Regions from separate parts of the Homo sapiens genome. Here region 2 is linked to region 1. A link is a loop called in an ENCODE intact Hi-C map of the cell type or tissue named here. Cell type or tissue: chondrocyte. All regions are shown on one strand. Links, peaks and the distances in the headings refer to the core of each region. The heading gives the core; the rest is flanking DNA.

What was found. A loop is a pair of places that touch in the nucleus more often than their neighbours do. Peaks named below come from ENCODE experiments on the same cell type or tissue, not always from the same donor. Only the 100,000 strongest peaks of a DNase experiment are listed, where the experiment ranks them.
Region 2: a loop joins it to region 1, with 2.1 times the contacts of the local background. A loop is called at or near these places in 4 of 110 quality-filtered maps.

Annotation. Positions count from the first base shown.
Region 1 is chr19:15,103,298-15,113,985 of GRCh38, forward strand. SYDE1 (synapse defective Rho GTPase activating protein 1) reads left to right here and starts at 4,104. Exons shown (of 8, transcript NM_033025.6): 1 at 4,104-4,224; 2 at 5,759-6,100; 3 at 6,407-7,051; 4 at 7,224-7,438; 5 at 8,016-8,142; 6 at 8,335-8,495; 7 at 9,049-9,274; 8 at 10,263-10,688. The coding sequence starts at 4,137. The coding sequence ends at 10,666. RefSeq lists enhancers at 5,790-6,340, 8,615-9,142, 9,143-9,668. In chondrocyte, for the core only: no CTCF peak of the experiment used is centred there; DNase peaks (open chromatin) are centred at 5,898 and 9,174.
Region 2 is chr19:15,428,588-15,436,587 of GRCh38, forward strand. WIZ (WIZ zinc finger) reads right to left here. Exons shown (of 13, transcript NM_001371589.1): 6 at 2,425-2,595; 7 at 999-1,502. Among named protein-coding and RNA genes, the nearest start is that of AKAP8L, 14 kb to the left of the region's middle. RefSeq lists an enhancer at 3,060-3,658 and a silencer at 4,045-4,284. In chondrocyte, for the core only: a CTCF peak has its summit at 4,762 (motif pointing left); DNase peaks (open chromatin) are centred at 2,452, 3,631, 4,234, 4,735 and 1 weaker place.

The DNA of each region.
Region 1 (10,688 bases), core at 1,279-9,278:
TTCTCACTTATGGAAATTTCTGATTGCTAAGAAAGAATCAGAGCCAATGGTGAATTAAATAGGCTACATGCAGGCAAATAAAGACAACAGGAAAAGTACAAAAACTCAAAAAGATTTACACAAAATAATAATAATAAATATTTATGTGGTATGTGGGTGTCATATGGGTGGGGCTAAGGGTTGCTCTCACTCCCATGTCAGACCCCAGCTCCTCTGAGACTCTGAAATACCCCATTGGGACCTTAGTCCTGCAGCCTCTACCCTCAACTTGTAAACAGGTATTGTCTTGACCCCTGACTTCTTTCCCCATTGTCAATAGCTGCCTCAAAGACATCTGCGCAGGGATCTCATAGGGAGGAGGGTGCACTCCACCCTTTTACAGACTGATGCCCCCCAAACACACATATCCAAGAAAAGTGAACAGCACCTAGGAGAACTGTATATCAACAGTTGTATAATGAGTATACCAATATATGCATAATGAGAGTCCCAGAAGGAGAGAAGTGAAAGGAGCAGAAAGAATATTTGATGAGGCTGGGTATGGTGGTTCATGCCTATAATCCCAGCACTTTGGGAGGCCAAGGTGGGCAGATCACTTAAGGTCAGAAATTTGAGACCGGCCTGGCCAACATGACGAAAACCCATCTCTACTAAAAATACAAAAATTAGCTGGGCATGGTGACAGGCACCTGTAACCCCACCTACTTGAGAGGTTGAGGCAGGAGAATCACTTGAACCCAGAAAGCAGAGGTTGCAGTGAGCCAAGACCATGCCTCTGCACTCCAGCCTGGGCAACAGAGTGAGACTCCATCTCAAAAAATAATAATAATAATATTTGATGAAATAATGGCCAAAAAACTTCCCAGAAGCCCAGAATTGATGAAAGACATGAATCTACATATCCACAAAGCTCAACAAACTCCAAGTACAATAAACACAGAGAACCACACAAAGACACATTAAAACCAAACACACACAGCCTCCTCGTCCAGGCCTCTTGGACACCCCCTCCTATACAGACCTCCATCACCTGACACCTGATCTCCTACCTGAATATTCAGCAGTGAACAACATAGACAAGCATCACTTGATCACTTGGTGGAGACCCAGTCTGGACGAGGAGGCAGATAAACTAGAACAAACCACTGGGACTGTTAAATTCAAGTTGTGGCAAGTGTTAGAAGAAAGGAAACTGAGTAATGTGATACTGACTAGACAGAGGTGGTGGACAGAAAGGGTCTCCCTAGAAGGTGCCATTGGACCTAAAGGATGAGAGAGAGGTGGCCTCAGAAGAACCAGGGCTTCCCAGGCAGAAGGAACCATGTGTGCAAAGGACCTGAGGCAGAAATAGCTTGATATGAAGGAGAACCAGAAAGGAGGCCATGGTGAGTGAATGGGACAGCCAAAGAGATGAGGCTGGAAGTCTTGTGAGACCATGCTGGGAATCTGAATTTTATTCTAGGTGAGGTGAGCAGTCATAGGAACACTATTCAGCAGGATGGTGCCACAATCTGATTTCAGTTTTAAGTCCACTGTGGGTAATATATGGAGAATGAAATGTAGGGCTAAGACAGGTTATATTTTCCCAGATGGCCACAATATCTCCCACCCTACATCCACTTGTACAATGTCACCTTGACATGCCTCCCATGTAGAGAGGTATAATCTGTGCCCCCTTTCCTTGAATCTGGTGGCAGAAGTGACACAGCATGACACTCAAGGCTGGGTCAGAAGAGATGCAACTTCTTCCTTGTTCACTTTTAGAGGGCTGGGTGGCTGTCTAAGAAGTCTGACTACCCCAAGACCACCATGCTGGAAGGAAACCCGAACCACACGGAGAGGCCTGTGTAGCTACCCTGGTCCACAGCCCCAGCAACAGCTGGCGTCAGTTGCAAGACCTCTGAGTGAAGACACCTCCAGATGACTCAGGACCCTGCCATTTTTTAGTCACCCTCTAGCCTAAGTCTCCCCTGTCCAAACTGAACCACAGCATCTGTGAGCATCATGTAAACCAAAAGGTATCTCAGATAAGTCTCAATAAATTTAGAAAGCTTATTTTGCCAAGGTTATGGACATGCCTGTGACACAGACTTAGAAGCTCCTGACAACATAAACTAGGGTAGTCAGGGCCACTACCTTGATTCAGGTCTGTAATCCTAGCTACTTGGTAGGCCAAGGCGGGCAGATCACTTGAGACCAGGAGGGTTTTTTGTTTTGTTTTGTTTTTTTGTTTTGTTTTTTTGAGACGGAGTTTCACTCTTGTTGCCCAGGCTGGAATGCAGTGACACAATATTGGCTCCCTGCAACCTCCGCCTCCCGGGTTCAAGAGATTCTCCTGCCTCAGCCTCCCGAGTAGCTGGGATTATAGGCATGCACCACCACCCCCAGCTAATTTTGTGTTTTTAGTAGAGAAGGGGTTTCCCCATGTTGGTCAGGCTGGTCTCGAACTCCCAACCTCAGGTGATCCGCCCGCCTTGGCCTCCCACAGTGCTGGGATTAGAGGCGTGAGCCACCGCACCCAGCCGAGCCCAGGAGTTTGAGACCAGTCTGGGCAACATGATGAGACTCTATCTCTACAAAAAGTAGGGAAATTAGCCAGGTATGGTGACACATGCCTATAGTCCCACTTGCTCGGGAGGCTGAGGCAGGAGCATCACTTGAGCCCAAGAGGCTGAGACTGCAGTGAGCTGTGGTGGTACCACTGCACTCCACCTTGGTCTAGTTTTATATATTTTAGGGAGACATGAGACAGCAATCAATATATGTAAGATGCACATGGGTTTGGTCTGGGAAGGCAGGACAACTCAAAAGTAGGGAGAAGGCTTCCAGGTTATAGGTGGATAAGAGAGAAACAATTGCATTCTTTCGAGTTTCTGACTAGCCTTTCTGAATATGCAATTTACAGAGATAGTCACTTATGCCTTAGTCTGGCTTAGTGAAACAAATAGGTAAGGAAGCGATCAGATATGTGTTTGTCTCATGTGAGCAGAGGGACAATTTTGAGTTCTGCCTGTCCTTCATCCATAAGGAATTTCCTTGTAGGCAAATTGTGGGGGAGGTATGTAGCTTTTTTTTTCTTTTCTTTTCTTCTTTTTTTTTAGACGGCATCTTGCTCTGATGACCAGGCTAGAGTGCAGTGGTGCAATTTTGATTCACTGCAACCTCCACCTCCCGTGTTCAAGCAATTTTCCTGCCTCAGCCTCCCAAATAGCTGGGATTACCAGTGCCCACCCACCATGCCTGGCCAATTTTTTTTCTTTTTCATATTTTTAGTAGAGATGGAGTTTCACCATGTTGGCCAGCCTGGTTTCGAACTCCTGACCTCAAGTGATCCGTCGCCTCAGCCTCCCAAAGTGCTAGGATTACAGGAGTGAGCCACCGCGCCCAGCTAGCTTTTTTAACCTTGTAGCTATCTTACTTAGGAATAGAATGGGAGGCAGGTTTGTCCTACACAGTTACCAGTTTGACTTCTTCCTTTTGGCTCAGTGATTTGGAGGTCTCAAGATTTATTTTCCTTTCACAATCACGACATGGTTGTTTTACATCATTACGTTTGGGGATGGTTTGTCAAACAGCAGTAGTAATTGGAATTTGGAGGTGAGAGAATTGAGTGGGGAAAGAGTGGCATGGGGAGACCAAGGAAGAAGCTTGGGGTGGGGTGGGTAGTGGGGACGGTCATTGAAACGAATGACACTACGGCTTGCACCAGGTTGAAGCAGTACCTGGCAAGGAGAGAGAGGATACGTGGAGGCTGCGATTTGGAGACAGACCCAAGAGAACTTCCTGGATGCCATCACCCAGAGTCCCATCCAGGGAGGGTGGGTGAGGTGGAAGACAAGGGATCGGGCCTGCGCCACGATCGTCACGTCCCATCGAAGCTGGAGCGGATCCGGGCACCCGGAGCCCCCATTCCAACCCCTCCCGGCCCCAGGCAACTACATCTCCCAGCATCGCCCGCTCGGGCCGCGGGAAAGGGGAAAAAAAAAAAAAGTTTGGGCCAAGCATTCCCGGAATGTGCTTCCTGCTGGCGCGGGGCGGGGGGCGGGCGGGGAGGCCCGGGCGGGGCGGGGAGGGCGCGGGGCGGCGCGGCCGGAGCCCGGGGCGCGCACTCGGCTCGGCCCGGCCCGGGCCGCAGCATGGCCGAGCCGCTACTCAGGAAAACCTTCTCCCGCCTGCGGGGCCGGGAGAAACTTCCCCGGAAAAAGTCGGACGCCAAGGAGCGCGGTAAGCGGAGATCGGTGGGGAACAGGGGGCGCCGAGCCCCACCCGGCCTGGGAGCGGGGTCCCAGGGCCCCGAGGACAGACGGTGGGGGGGATCAGGGGGAGCCCCCCGCACCCCGCTGCAGACTGGGGTGCCTCCAGCCAGGGGAGGGTAGGGGTCCTGGAAGGAAGGGGCTGGGAGGGAGGGGGGCGCGGACCGTTATGTGCTGCTGGCCGGGGATGCCAGCGCTGCGGGCTCCTTGGGAGGCCCGGGAGGGGGCCTCGCCCACGACAGGAAATGGGGCCGCGACTGAGGGCCTGGAGGGTGGAGGGGAGGAGGGGCTGGGAGGCCGGGACACTGGGGCCCAGTCGGGCTGGGCAAGGGGCATCGGGAGCCCTGGAGGCGCAGGATGGGAGATGGGAGGCGTACTCCTGCAAAGGAAAGAGAGGGGCGGCCCGTCAATCAGAGTAGCTGCCCCCTCCGCCTCCCACCTACTAACAGTGACGGCAACTGCGCCTGCCTTAGCCCCAGGAAACTGTCCCTTTTATACAGATGGGGAAACTGAGGCACGGAGCAATTGGGTCATGTGCCCAGGGCCATCGACTTAAACAGCTCTTTGGACTATGCTACAAACAGAGACCCTAGAGGGTGGACATCAGAGGTGGCCAGAGGAGGAGTTCAGCAGGGTAGCAAGTAAAAACCTTAGAGAAACAGCTGCGTGGGATAGGGGGACCCAGGAAGGAAGGAGTTAAAGGAGGAAGGCCAGACCATTCCATGGACGTACCCCTTCCCCCCAGGCCTTCCCAAAGATTCCCAATGTTCCCAGGGAAGGGAGAAGGGACAGAGATGCCCAAACACAAACACACACAGGAAACAGCCCAGGACATGAGACAGGAGAGGAGGGAGGGAAGGGGAAGTCCCAAAGCATTGAGCGTGGGGGGTCTGGCCTGGGCTGAGGGACAAGGGCCCATCCCAGGATGGCGACAGAGTTTGGAAGACAGGAGGGAGGGTAAAAGGGGCAGGGGACTGGGAGTGACTGTGCTGCAGGGAATAGAAAACCCAGCTCCTCACTCCTGAGCACGTAGTGCCTGCTGTGGGCTGTATACTTTTCCAAAAGGCTCCTGGAAGCCTCCCTGGACATGGAAATCACATCCCCCCATTTCACAGGAGGATACTGAGCCTCAGAGAGGGAAGCGACTTGCCCAAGGCCACGCAGGTGCAAAGCTCCATGCCACGGTTATTGAGAGGGTAGAGGAAGTGGAGACTGGAACGCAGTACCTACGGGCCCCAGGAAGCCTGACTTAGAACCCTGAGGCTGCAGGGATGGAGTCCCCTTTTGGGATGCCAGGGACTGAGTAGGGGGTGCTCTAAGCTGATAACTGAGATCGCTAGCCTGTGGCTGCCTATTCCAAACAAAACAGCAGGATCCAAGGAACCATGACTTATCAGGGGCCGGCCAGGGCCGTACACAGCATCCCACCCACTGATCAATTGCACAGGGCTGCTCTGCAGGCAGTGAGGGGCTGGGTGGGTCTCACTCCCCTTGCTCTCTGCCAGGCCACCCAGCCCAGCGCCCAGAGCCCAGCCCTCCAGAGCCAGAGCCCCAGGCTCCCGAAGGGTCCCAGGCCGGAGCAGAGGGGCCCTCCAGCCCCGAGGCATCAAGGAGCCCTGCACGGGGAGCCTACCTGCAAAGCCTGGAGCCCAGTAGCCGCCGATGGGTGCTGGGTGGGGCCAAGCCAGCTGAGGACACCTCTTTAGGGCCTGGGGTACCTGGCACTGGGGAGCCCGCCGGCGAGATCTGGTACAACCCCATCCCTGAGGAAGACCCCAGACCTCCAGCACCTGAGCCCCCGGGGCCACAGCCTGGCTCAGCTGAGTCAGAGGGCCTGGCCCCCCAAGGTAAGAACAAGCTTCCCATCCCCTTCCCCAAGGTGAGCACCAGCTCCACATCCCTTCCCTTCAGGGTAGCACCAGCCTCACACTCCCTCCTCCCAGAGGAGCACCAACCTCACACTCCTTCCCTTCAGGGGAGCACCAGCCTCACATCCCCACCCCGTCAGATGCTCCCAGAGGAGCATCAGCCTCACACCCTCCTCCCCGCCAGGGGAACACCAGCCTCACACTCCTTCCCTTCAGGGGAGCACCAGCCTCACCCCCCTCCCCTAAGCCCAGGTTCCTGGACCCTGAAGTCTGCTCTCCACACAGGTGCAGCCCCCGCCAGCCCCCCAACCAAAGCCTCCCGCACCAAGTCCCCGGGCCCCGCCAGGCGCCTCTCCATAAAGATGAAGAAGCTGCCGGAACTGCGGCGCCGCCTGAGCCTGCGAGGCCCCCGGGCTGGCAGGGAGCGCGAGAGGGCTGCCCCTGCGGGCTCCGTCATCAGCCGCTACCACCTGGACAGCAGCGTGGGGGGCCCCGGGCCGGCAGCAGGGCCTGGGGGCACCCGGAGCCCGAGGGCCGGTTACCTCAGCGACGGGGACTCACCGGAGCGCCCAGCTGGGCCCCCATCACCCACCTCCTTCCGGCCCTACGAGGTGGGTCCCGCAGCCCGGGCACCCCCGGCCGCACTCTGGGGCCGCCTCAGCCTGCACCTGTACGGTCTCGGGGGGCTGCGGCCAGCGCCGGGGGCCACCCCCAGGGACCTCTGCTGCCTACTGCAAGTGGATGGGGAGGCCAGGGCCCGAACAGGGCCACTGCGAGGGGGGCCGGACTTCCTGCGGCTGGACCACACCTTCCACCTGGAGCTGGAGGCCGCCAGGCTCCTGCGCGCCCTGGTGCTTGCGTGGGACCCTGGCGTGAGAAGGCACCGGCCCTGTGCCCAGGGCACCGTGCTGCTGCCCACGGTCTTCCGAGGTAGGACATGCGGCTGCAGGGGAGGAGGGGCAGGGACCCCCAAACCCCACCGCCACCCCCCGCAGAGTGCCTAGGGGGCTGGGCTCCGGGCGGAAGGTGTGGCCTGGAGCAGCGAGGCCAGGGTACATGAAGCTTCAGAGCACACCCGGCTCAGGCCCCCTTGTGTCCTCAGGGTGCCAGGCCCAACAGCTGGCCGTGCGCCTGGAGCCTCAGGGGCTGCTGTATGCCAAGCTGACCCTGTCGGAGCAGCAGGAAGCCCCTGCCACAGCTGAGCCCCGCGTCTTTGGGCTGCCCCTGCCACTGCTGGTGGAGCGGGAGCGGCCCCCCGGCCAGGTGCCCCTCATCATCCAGAAGTGCGTTGGGCAGATCGAGCGCCGAGGGCTGCGGGTGAGCACCCACCCCACCCCAACCCTCTGGCCCCCAGACCTCAGACCACTCTTCAGGACACCCTATGTACAGATGCCAGACCCCTACCCCCAGGCCTGAGCCACTCCTAGCTCCAATCCCAACCTAGACAAGGGCAGAAGGCGCCCCCTTGACTGTAGCACCCTGGGCAGAACCCATGGGTCATCCATTGATTTAAAAACAGGATCCAAGCCCTCCTGGGGCTCAGAGTCTGATGGGGGAAAAGATACGACTCTAGTCATTCACAAATGTAAAACTATAACTGGGACTGGAGTTGGGGTGGGGTGTACCTAGGGTCTGGGAGAGCTTAAAACAAAACCTGGGGTAGTCATGGAAAGCCTCCTCAAAGAAGTGTCAGTTTCCTAAGTCAAAGGAGATGGCAGCCAAGACAAGTAGTCCAAGCAGAGGGTTTACAAGGCCAGGTTGTCAAGGTAGTTCCAACCTCCCAGCCCACAATGCCCATTGCTGCCTGGCCCAGAATTCCAGTGCTCACCCCACTGGGCCCTGATTAGTCTGTGGCCCCGGCAAGAAGACATTCACTCTCTCTTCCCACCCCCAGGTAGTGGGACTGTACCGTCTTTGTGGCTCAGCGGCAGTGAAGAAAGAGCTTCGGGATGCCTTTGAGCGGGACAGTGCAGCGGTCTGCCTATCTGAGGACCTGTACCCCGATATCAATGTCATCACTGGTCAGCATGGCCCCCTCTCCCCTGCCTGCTCACCCCCATTCAATGCCTCACTTCAAGGCCTTGGGGCTCCTCTGGGACCTCAGTCCTCCTATCTGACCTTGCTTTCACCCACCTCCTCTTCCCCCTTAGCTGTGCCCTCCTTAGCCTTAGAAGCCAGTGGTGCCCTGACCAGAGGGGACCCTGTGTTCACAGGCATCCTCAAGGATTATCTTCGAGAGTTGCCCACCCCACTCATCACCCAGCCCCTGTATAAGGTGGTACTGGAGGCCATGGCCCGGGACCCCCCAAACAGAGTTCCCCCCACCACTGAGGGCACCCGAGGGCTCCTCAGCTGCCTGCCAGATGTGGAAAGGGTGAGTTGGGCCTGGTGGGAGTGATGGGACTTGAGAGTGGGCTGATACCAATAGAATGTTTCACCCATGCCTGGGCCTGAGATGGGCATGAGCTGGCAGCATCATCATATCCCCAAGAAATAGGTGCTATTAGCATCCCACTTCATAGATTTGGAAACTGAGGCCCAAAGCAGGTGACAGTTGCCCAAGGTCACACAGCCAGGATGTGTCAAAAATGCAGGCTGAACGCTGATCTTTCAACCTACAAGGGAGGTTCCTGGCTGAGGGAACCTAGACAAGTCCCATCCCTCTCTGTGCTTCAATATCTTCATCTGTAAAATGAGATTCATGGCAGCTCTGCTTTTCCAATGCTTAGTTGCCTTTGGCTTCAGTCTTCCCTCCAACAAAATAGGCTCATAATACTAACATCTAATGATTAATAGTCTTAACCCGACCACATCCCAGCTATGAGACTGTGAACCTGCTTCCCTACTCTAGCCACCTTAGTCTCTTGCAGGTAGGTGCCACAGGGGCCTGACTTTGTCTGACTTACATCCTCTCAACCCTCTCCCAGGCCACGCTGACGCTTCTCCTGGACCACCTGCGCCTCGTCTCCTCCTTCCATGCCTACAACCGCATGACCCCACAGAACTTGGCCGTGTGCTTCGGGCCTGTGCTGCTGCCGGCACGCCAGGCGCCCACAAGGCCTCGTGCCCGCAGCTCCGGCCCAGGCCTTGCCAGTGCAGTGGACTTCAAGCACCACATCGAGGTGCTGCACTACCTGCTGCAGTCTTGGCCAGGTGAGTTCATGCCCAGGGCCTGCACCACCAATCTGAGCCAGGCTGCTACAGTGATGCCACCTTAAGGGACCAATCAGTGTCTTAGGCTTGAAGCTACGCCCCCTCATGGAGTAAACTGGTACCTGGTTGCCTCAGCAACCAGTTCAGATCCAACCAATCTGTCTGTTTTGTCTTTTTTTATTTTCATTTTTTTGTAAAGACAGGGTTTCTCTATATTGCCCAAGCTGGTCTCAAACGCATGATCTCAAGCCATCCTTCCGCCTCAGCCTCCCAAAGTACTGGGATTATAAACCAAATCACCTTGCCCCACAGAGCTGATTCATCTTTTTATTTTTATTTTTTATTTTTTTTGAGATGGAGTCTTGCTCTCTAGCCCAGGCTGGGGTGTGGTGGCATGATCTCAGCTCACTGCAACCTCTGCCTCCCAGGTTCAAGGGATTCTCCCACCTCAGCCTCCCGAGTAGCTGGGATTATAGGCACGCACCACCAGTCCTGGCTAATTTTTATATTTTAAGTAGAGCAGGGTTTCACTGTGTTGGCCAGGCTGGTCTTGAACTCCTGACCTCAAGTGATCCACCCATTTCAGGCCTCTCAAAGTGCTGGGATTACAGGCATGCACTACCAATCCTAGCTAATTTTTGTATTTTTAGTGGAGATGGGGCTTCACGGTGTTGGCCAGGCTGGTCTTGAACTCCTGACCTCAAGTGATCCGCCTGCCTCAGGCCTCCCAAAGTGCTGGGATTACAGGCATGATCCAGGCATGATCCACAGACCTGCCCCTACCCATCTTTGATGCAGTCAGAGGCCCTGCCTCTTGACATGCCAATCAGAGGCCTAGTTGCGTAAGCAACCAGTCCTAGCTCTGCCAGTGAAAACCTGAAAGGGTCGAAGGCCGCTTTCCACAGGCCAATCAGGAGCCTAGTTCCCTAAGCAGCCAATCAGAGGTCGGCTGTCGCCTCTTTCTATGACCTACCCTGTCTCCCTTCAGATCCCCGCCTGCCCCGACAATCTCCAGATGTCGCGCCTTACTTGCGACCCAAACGACAGCCACCTCTGCACCTGCCGCTGGCAGACCCCGAAGTGGTGACTCGGCCCCGCGGTCGAGGAGGCCCCGAAAGCCCCCCGAGCAACCGCTACGCCGGCGACTGGAGCGTTTGCGGGCGGGACTTCCTGCCCTGTGGGCGGGATTTCCTGTCCGGGCCAGACTACGACCACGTGACGGGCAGTGACAGCGAGGACGAGGACGAGGAGGTCGGCGAGCCGAGGGTCACCGGTGACTTCGAAGACGACTTCGATGCGCCCTTCAACCCGCACCTGAATCTCAAAGACTTCGACGCCCTCATCCTGGATCTGGAGAGAGAGCTCTCCAAGCAAATCAACGTGTGCCTCTGAGCCAGATGACGGGGTGGGACCC
Region 2 (8,000 bases), core at 1-8,000, 320 kb after region 1:
TGATTTTTGGCTGCTCAGGCAGTTGGGGGGTCCAAGACTCAGGCCGCAGATTTCTTTTGAAGTTTGGGAAGCAGGACATCCTGTTTCCTGCCTAGCCCTTTGGCATCGAGGGGAGTGTAGAGAGCTTAAGGACTTTGGGTAGACAGGCAGTGACCAAATTCTAGGTAATCAGATACTCCCAGACCCTCTCCCCTAGGATCCCTGCTATGGGAGCTATTTGGGGGCGATGGTGGCTGCTGGGCTCACGCAGCCAAGGGCACACCTGCTCAAGGCCCTGCCCCTGGAAGCACGGCAGACTCAGTGGAAGCAACTTCAAGGGAACATAAGGTGCCAAATGGGGGGCTCCATTGGGCAGGGGGTGAGACCCTGGGGTCACCCCCAGACTCTAATGTCCACAAAGATATGGGAAAGCCTGATGTTGTAAGGGACGTCCTTGTTAAACCTGCTCACTGCACCTGGAGGGTTTCTTCCCAAACCCTGCCTGCCGTGCCCACAGGCAGCCCAGGAGGTGGGGCTTCACCGGCAGGCGCAGAGAGCTGCCTCTGCGTGGTGGACAGCCAGGAAGACTTGATGACAGGACCAATCGTGGGCACCTCCCATCAGGTGATCCCCTGTCTATCCAAGATGCTTCCAACTACCACTGAGAAAGCTAGGCCACAGGAACCCTGGTTACCTTCACCGCCCCTACCCACAGGCCCAGAGAAAGCCAAGAGCTGCCCCTCAGTGGCGAGCATGACCCTGGCAGGCTCATCAGCCGCAGTGAGGCTTTCAGGGGAAGATCAGCAAAGTAAAGTGGGAGGCACGATCCACATCCAAGGCGGCCCAAAAGGAGATGCAGAGGCTTGACCAATACTCTGGCCTGGCTGGCCCAGGACATGGGAGCTGTAGTCCCCACCGCCCCCACCCACCCTGGGCCCTGTCCCTGGGCTACAGCCCAACCTGAGGTCCCGACCCTCCCAGCGCCAGAACCTCCCTCGGCTCTTGGGACCCACACTCACTGAGGTTCAAGGGCCCCTCATCCTCAGACTGAGGCCACTGTGCCTTTGGGGAGGCCGGCCGGGGGCTCAGGGACAGCTGGGGGCTCTTGTCCTCAGGATTCTTAGGGGTAGGGGAGCCCGCCAGGGCCAGTGGTGTCTTTTTGAGGAGTGGAGAGCTGGGCGGGTGGCCCAGGCCCTTGGCCGAGAAGCCGGGAGGCGACTTGATGGCTTTGTTGACAGCAGGGGCATCCAAGGGCTTGGCCAGGCTGAGCAAGCCGGGCCGGGGGGCCCCGGCGACCACCTCCTTCAGTGAGCTGGACTTCTTAGCCAGGCCTGGGGGCAGCCCAAGGTGGGCGTCAGGCAGACCCTTCTGCTTCACAAGCTCGTAGAGGAGGTCGATGGGTGCGCCGCTGCTTTCCGACTCTGCCACTCCCAGCTGCCGCAGGTGGGAGCGCGCGTGGCTGGACAGGCCCTTTCGGGTCTCAAAGCAGGCACCGCAGACCTCGCAGGTGGTCAGGCTCTGGGCTGAAGGGCAACACAGAGGCCGGGAGAGCAGGCTGTGAGGCCCACGGCCCAGCTCTCCCGCTTCTCCTCCCCTGAGAGTCCCACTCACCCAGGCTCCATGGAAGTGTTTTGCCTCCGTCAGGCCCCCCAAACCTCACAATGACCCTAACAACGCAGAGAATAGCTTGGCTGCTTTGCCAATAAGGGTTAGAAACTGAGACTCAGAGAGGGAAAAGTTGTGCCCAAGGGCACACAGCAGGAGATAGAGCCCTTCTGTCATCCAGCCAGTGGGACACCTTTCACAACCTTTCAGGCCTACGGGGTGCCCTGGCAACAGGTTCACACAAACGCTGACCTGACAGCCACATGCCTCACTGAACTAAGTTCTAACCACCCTCTGTGGCTCAACTCCTGCCCGAAACACTGGTCCTTGCAGTCTCCTGCACCCTCTTCCACAGAGCCTTTATCCTTGCCTATCTGCTTCTCTGTCTCCCCGTTCCCCAACTTGAATGGCCCTCAAGAGCAAGGGCCAAATTCATTTTGCTCCTCTCACCTCCCTGGAGTCCACCCCAGGGCCCGTCACTAGTCAATAACAACCTTAGGATCAACAGACGAAGAAATGGTGTCATGCGAGAGACTGCACAGCTAGCAAAGGCCAGATTCAGCAAATGAGCTGGGTCTGAGTATGAGCTCTGGACCACCACACCCACTGCTTCTGGATGCTGTCCCTCGCCCCGTGAGGGTGCAGCTCAGGGCCACGCATGCCCAGGACAGTAGAAGTTCAAGAGAGAAGACAGCTGAGTGCCAACCTTGGTGCCTCAAGGTGCCAGAGGGAAAACTGCGGGCAACCTTGGGCCCCACATTAACCCCAAGGCACGAGAGTGCTCCTGTGAGTGTAACCAGCCTGGCCAGCATCCCCTGCCATGCCACCTGGGCCACTCACCCTTGAGGTCCTGCAGCTCCTGTTTGCTGCCATGAGGAACCTCTGCAGCCACTTTGCTGCTCAGCCGACTGGCCACCTGCTCCAGGGCCCCAGGGACAGGCAGGCTCTTCTTAGGGAGCGAGGGAGAGCCCAAGTCCATGGCCACCATTGCGTTTTCCTCAGAACCCAGGCCTGTGGGTTGGGGAGACAGGCTCAGCCCAGACAAATTTCAGGCTGTCTATACCCAGAACTAAGAAGATGGCCTTCTTCCTTATCCTTGATGTCCGCTCTCACTCTGCGAAGCGACTCACCCCAGGAAAGCTGAGGTTCCACCATAACCCCCAGCACCAGTCCAGTGCAGGGACACTGAGGCTGCCACTGACAGCAGACGCCAGCAGCTGCTTCCACACACTACAGCATGGACAGGTCTGGGGTCTAATGCAAATCTGAGCCCAAACTCCCATCCCAGGGGATCTCAAAGAAAAGATCTCTCTGGGCAGAACTTGTGAGGGGGAACGTCTGCCTGTCTCGAGGGTGAGGGTGGGAGGCACTCAGAGAGGGAATTCAACACAACACCAGGGTCAGGAGGCTGGAGAGGCCACACAGAGGCAGGGAGCCAGGGAGCCAGGGACAGGGAGGTGGCTTCACAGCACTTGTGAGGAATCTCCACCAGACAAGACAGCTGGGGCTGCAGAGACAATGGGGGACCAGGGGTGGCCTACTGATCACAAGCTGGGCCCTAAGTGGGGTAAGGTGTCTGCACCTACAGCTATCTGACTTCGGACAGAAAGAGTTGGAATCACAGAACTTTGTGTTAAGTTTCTGAGACATCTATCAGGCCCGCAGCATCCCTGGGTGAGGAGTGTGTGGCAGAGGGAACCAAGGGTGAATTTTCACGTCTAGTTGTTCAAAGGGGCCTGGGAGGCCAGTTGAACTCCAAATTTAGAGTTCAGAGCAAAGGATGAAGGAACTGTGCCAAATGGGGCCTTGGAGGCGTTCAGTGGGATGTAACGGGGCAGGGGGCCATGTAGGTTCTATGCTCAGTTTGAGTCTCGCAGAAGCAAAGAGTAGGCGCTGAGGACTGGGGCACCGAGGACTTTGTCAAAGTCTCCGGGTCGGGTGGGCGCGTCTGTCAGATGGGGCAGGGCTGAAGTGAGTTTCCGCACCGGACGGACCGGAACCGTGGCAAGGGACGCTCCCGGGGCTCCAAAGGGGGCAAGGGACATCTGTCAGACGGGGCAAAGGTCTCGAGGAGCGGCGGAGGAGTGTTTCTGAGGCCTGGGACCCTGCGAGCGGCGACAGAAGGCCCTGGGCCCACACAACTAAAGGGCCTGGGGGAGGGGGGGGTCCCGCAGACTGGACGGAAGGCGTCGGGGGCGGCGGCACCGGCAGGCGGGATTCCGACCTTCCCCTCCCCACACCCTCCCAAGCGCGGGCTCTTACCGGGCGCGGGAGCGGACGCGGGCCCGGGCCCCGGCTCCGGCTCGGCCTTGGGCCCGTCCCGCGGCGGCGGTGGCGGTGGCGGTGGTGGTGGCGGCGGCGGCGGGGGTGGGGGCGGCGGCGGCGGCGCGGGGGGTGCCGCGGGGCCCGGGCTCGGGGGGCTGGGCGGGGGCGCCCCCGCGGGCGCGCGCTCCCGGGCGCCCCCCGCGCGCGGCCCCGCCGCCGCCTTGCTCTCCGCTTTTGTCACTCGGCACTGGGCGGTGGAGGCGGCCATCTTGGCTCCGGCGCACGCGGGGCGGCCGCCCCAGGCGGGAGCAGCTGAGCGCCGAGTGCCGAGTGCCGCTGCCGCCGCCGCCAAACCCGCTCCGCCCCGCCCCTCAGGGCGCGCCCAGGTTGGCCTGCCGAGTGCCGAGCGCCGAGCGCCGAGTGCCACGAGCGAAACCGTTCGTCTGGGCCCTGAGGGCGGACGGCTGCAGCTGCTGGAAGCTTGTCGCGCGCCCTGGCTAGCGGATGCACCCACGCTGGGCGCCCAGCGGCCTCTAACCGCCGCCCCAGCCCAGTCCCCGGACATCTCTATCCCTAGGATGGGAATCTTCCGGCCTCACTCAGACCCCCTTAAACAACGTCAAAACTCTTAAGAGCCCCGACGGGCGGAGCTAGGACCTGCCCTAGGACCCTGCCCCATTCCCTTTCCGGAAAGTCTCCATCTCCGAGTCGGGGATCCTGGAAAACACCTGATCTCCAACCACAAGAATCCCTCCAGTATCATCCTGTTATCCAACCGTCCCCCGACGGTGCCGTTCCGCAGACCTAGGGAACCCCACAAGGCCGGCAACACATTTCAATCACCGCCTGCTTCTCTCTCCGATTGTCCCCAGCTGTTCCTTGACAGTTGGGTGGGGCTAGAATCGGAACATTGCCCCGCCCCCAACCTGGCACCCGCCCCCTCCTGCCCACTTAGGGAGAGGGGGCAGGCTTCTAACGACAGCCTTGCAGCGCCAGTGCCCAGACCTAGCCCTAATGTTGCATATCCTTACTTAAGGCAAGGCTTCCAAGATCTTCCCAATCACTCCCTAACCGCCAACCCTCTGCCTCGCAGTTATTCACTGAAAGACTGGTCATAGCTCTCCCTCCCAAGGACAAGGCCAGGGCAGTGCCAAACCTGGCTCCTCTCATCCGTAGGCTGATTCCTTATACCCCAGTGCCTCCTGCACCCCTAGCCATCCTCAGAGCCAGCTCTGTCTCGCAGCCACCCCTGAGACACTACAAGCCAGACGTGGGTGAGCTGAGTGCCTGGGGAGCAGCCTTTAGCAGAAGCAAGAAGCCTGAGGTCAAGTCCCCACTCTGCCCCTTCCTGAGGTGTCACCTCAACCAGCCCCTGTCCTCTCTGAACCTCCAAGGAGAGGGGGCTTTGATAGCCCCACCCTCCCCTTTGCAGGCTCATGAATGCCCTTCAAGTGGGCTTGTGAGTGGGTCTGACTGAGCCCAGAGTACAGATCTAGGTAGGACCCCAGCAGCTGCAAGTAGGAATAGTACCGAAGGGGCCGGGTGCGGTGGCTAACGCCTGTAATCCCAGCACTTTGGGAGGCCAAGAGGGGTGGATCACTTGAGGTCAGGAGTTTGAGACCAGCCTGGACAACATGGTGAAACCCCATCTCTACTAAAAATACAAAAAAAATTAGCTGGGCATGGTGGTGGGCGCCTGTAATCCCAGCTACTTGGGAGGCTGAGGCAGGAGAATTGCTTTAACCCGGGAGGCGGAGGTTGCAGTGAGCCAAGATCGTGCCACTGCACTCCAGCTTGGGCGACAGAGCAGGACTCCATCTTTAAAAAAAAAAAAAAAAAAAAGGGCCAGGCGTGGTGGCTTACACCTGTAATCCTAGCACTTTGGGAGGCCGAGGCGGGCGGATCACAAGGTCAGGAGATCGAGACCGTGCTGGCTAACACGGTGAAACCCTGTCTCTACTAAACAAAATACAAAAATTAGCCGGGCGTGGTGGCAGGCACCTGTAGTCCCAGCTACTCGGGAGGCTGAGGCAGAAGAATGGTGTGAACCCAGGAGGTGGAGCTTGTAGTGAGCCGAGATCGTGCCACTGCACTCCAGCCTGGGCGACAGAGCGATACTCCATCTCAAGACAGAGCGAGACTCCATCTCAAAAAAAAAAAAAAAAAGAAGGAATAGTATCAAAGGAAGCCCCAGCCTCCAGCAGTCCCAGGGGCGATACCCCCTGTTCAGACACTCTCCATTCCTCAGAGCCCAACTACTTTTTGTAGCCAAGTTCTCTGCCTTGTAAAGGCTCGTGCAAAGCCAGGCTGTGCAAGACTGGGCCCTTCACTTGTCCACTCCCTTTGCAGTGCCCAGTCCTGGGCTCCTTCACCAAATAGGACTTATGGATTTCCAAGCCATCCTCCACTAGAGACACCACCAAACAAGCTGCTCAGAAGTCTAGCTCTACAGCTGTGTGGCTGTGGCAAAGAAGATGACCTATGGTTTCCTTATCCTTAAAACAGGGACATGGCCGGTGCGGTGGCTCACACCTGTAATCCCAGCACTTTGGGAGGACGAGGCAGGCGGATCACGAGGTCAGGAGATAGACACCATCCTGGCTAACATAGTGAAACCTCGTCACTACTAAAAATTAGCCAGGTGTGGTGGCACGCCCTGTAATCCCAGCTACTCAGGAGTCTGAGGCAGGAGAATCGCTTGAACCTGGGCAGCGGAGGCTGCAGTGAGCCGAGATGGCACCACTGCACTCCAGCCTGGGCGACAGAGTGAGACTCTGCCTCAAACCAACCAACAAACAAAAAAAAACAGAAACACAGCAATCTTAGTTGTACAGACTTACATTGAGGCATAAATGAGATTTAACACGTTAAAATCTTAGTACAGGGGCCAGGCGTGATGGCTCAGGCCTCTAAATCCCTGCACTTTGGGAGGCTGAGGCAGGAGGATTGCTTGAGCCCAGGAGTTCCAGACCAGCTTGGGCAACACAGCAAGACCCCGTCTCAAAAAAATAAAAAATTAAAATTAAAAAACCTTAGTACATAGCAAGCATTTGATAATGGAGTAGCATATCAGGTCTGCCGGATAAAGCAAACATTGGTTGAAAATCTAGACTCTAGGCCGGGTGCAGTGGCTTACGCCTGTAATCCCAGCACTTTGGGAGGCCGAAGCGGGCAGATCACTTGAGGTCAGGAGTTTGAAACCAGCCTGGCCAACGTGGTGAAACCGTCTCTACTAAAAATACAAAAATTAGCCAGGCGTGGTGGTGCACGCCTGTAATCCCAGCTACTCAGCAGGAGAATCGCTGGAACCTGGGAGTTGGAGGTTGCAGTGACTGAGATCGCACCACTGCATTCCAGCCTGGGTGGCAGAGTGAGACTTCATCTCAGAAAAAATCTAGCCTCTAGGCTGGGCACAGTAGCTCACGCCTGTAATCCCAGCTCTTTGGGGGCCTGAGGCAGGCGGATCACTGGAAGGCAGGAGTTTGAGACCAGCCTGGCCAACATGGTGAAAACCCATCTCTACTAAAAATACAAAAGTTAGCTGGGCGTGGTGATGAGCGCCTGTAATCCCAGCTACTCAGGAGGCTGAGGCAGGAGAATCACTTGAACCCCGGAGGCGGAGGTTGCAGTGAGCCAAGATTGTGCCACTGAGCTCCAGCCGGGGCAAAAGAGCGAGACTCCATCTCGAAAAAAAAGAAAATCTAGACTCTAGATCTGCACTATCCAATAGGATCCCCACTAGCCTGGCACTAGCTTCATTTCAACTTCTTAACAGCCATACATGACCAATGGTGTCCCTGTAAGACGTGCAGATATCTAGAGAATATTTCCAGCCATCATCTCAGAAAGTTCTATACAACAATGCTTCTCAAGATAGAAGATGTCATTAACAGCAAAGAATCTGGGGCCCAGCTGCCTGGGTTTTAAATCCCTGTTTCACCCTTTCCAGCTGTGTGACCTCAGGCAGGTTAATTAAACTCTGTGCCTCAGTTTCCTCATCTGTAAAGTGGAAGAAATAATAACACCTGCCTTATAGGATTGTTGTGAGGATGTAAATGAGTTCATGTTTGTAAAGTGCTTAGAACGATGCCTGGCTCCCAGTAAAAGCTCAGTAAGCATTTGTCAAAGTCACTGGCAGGAAAGATAGTGAA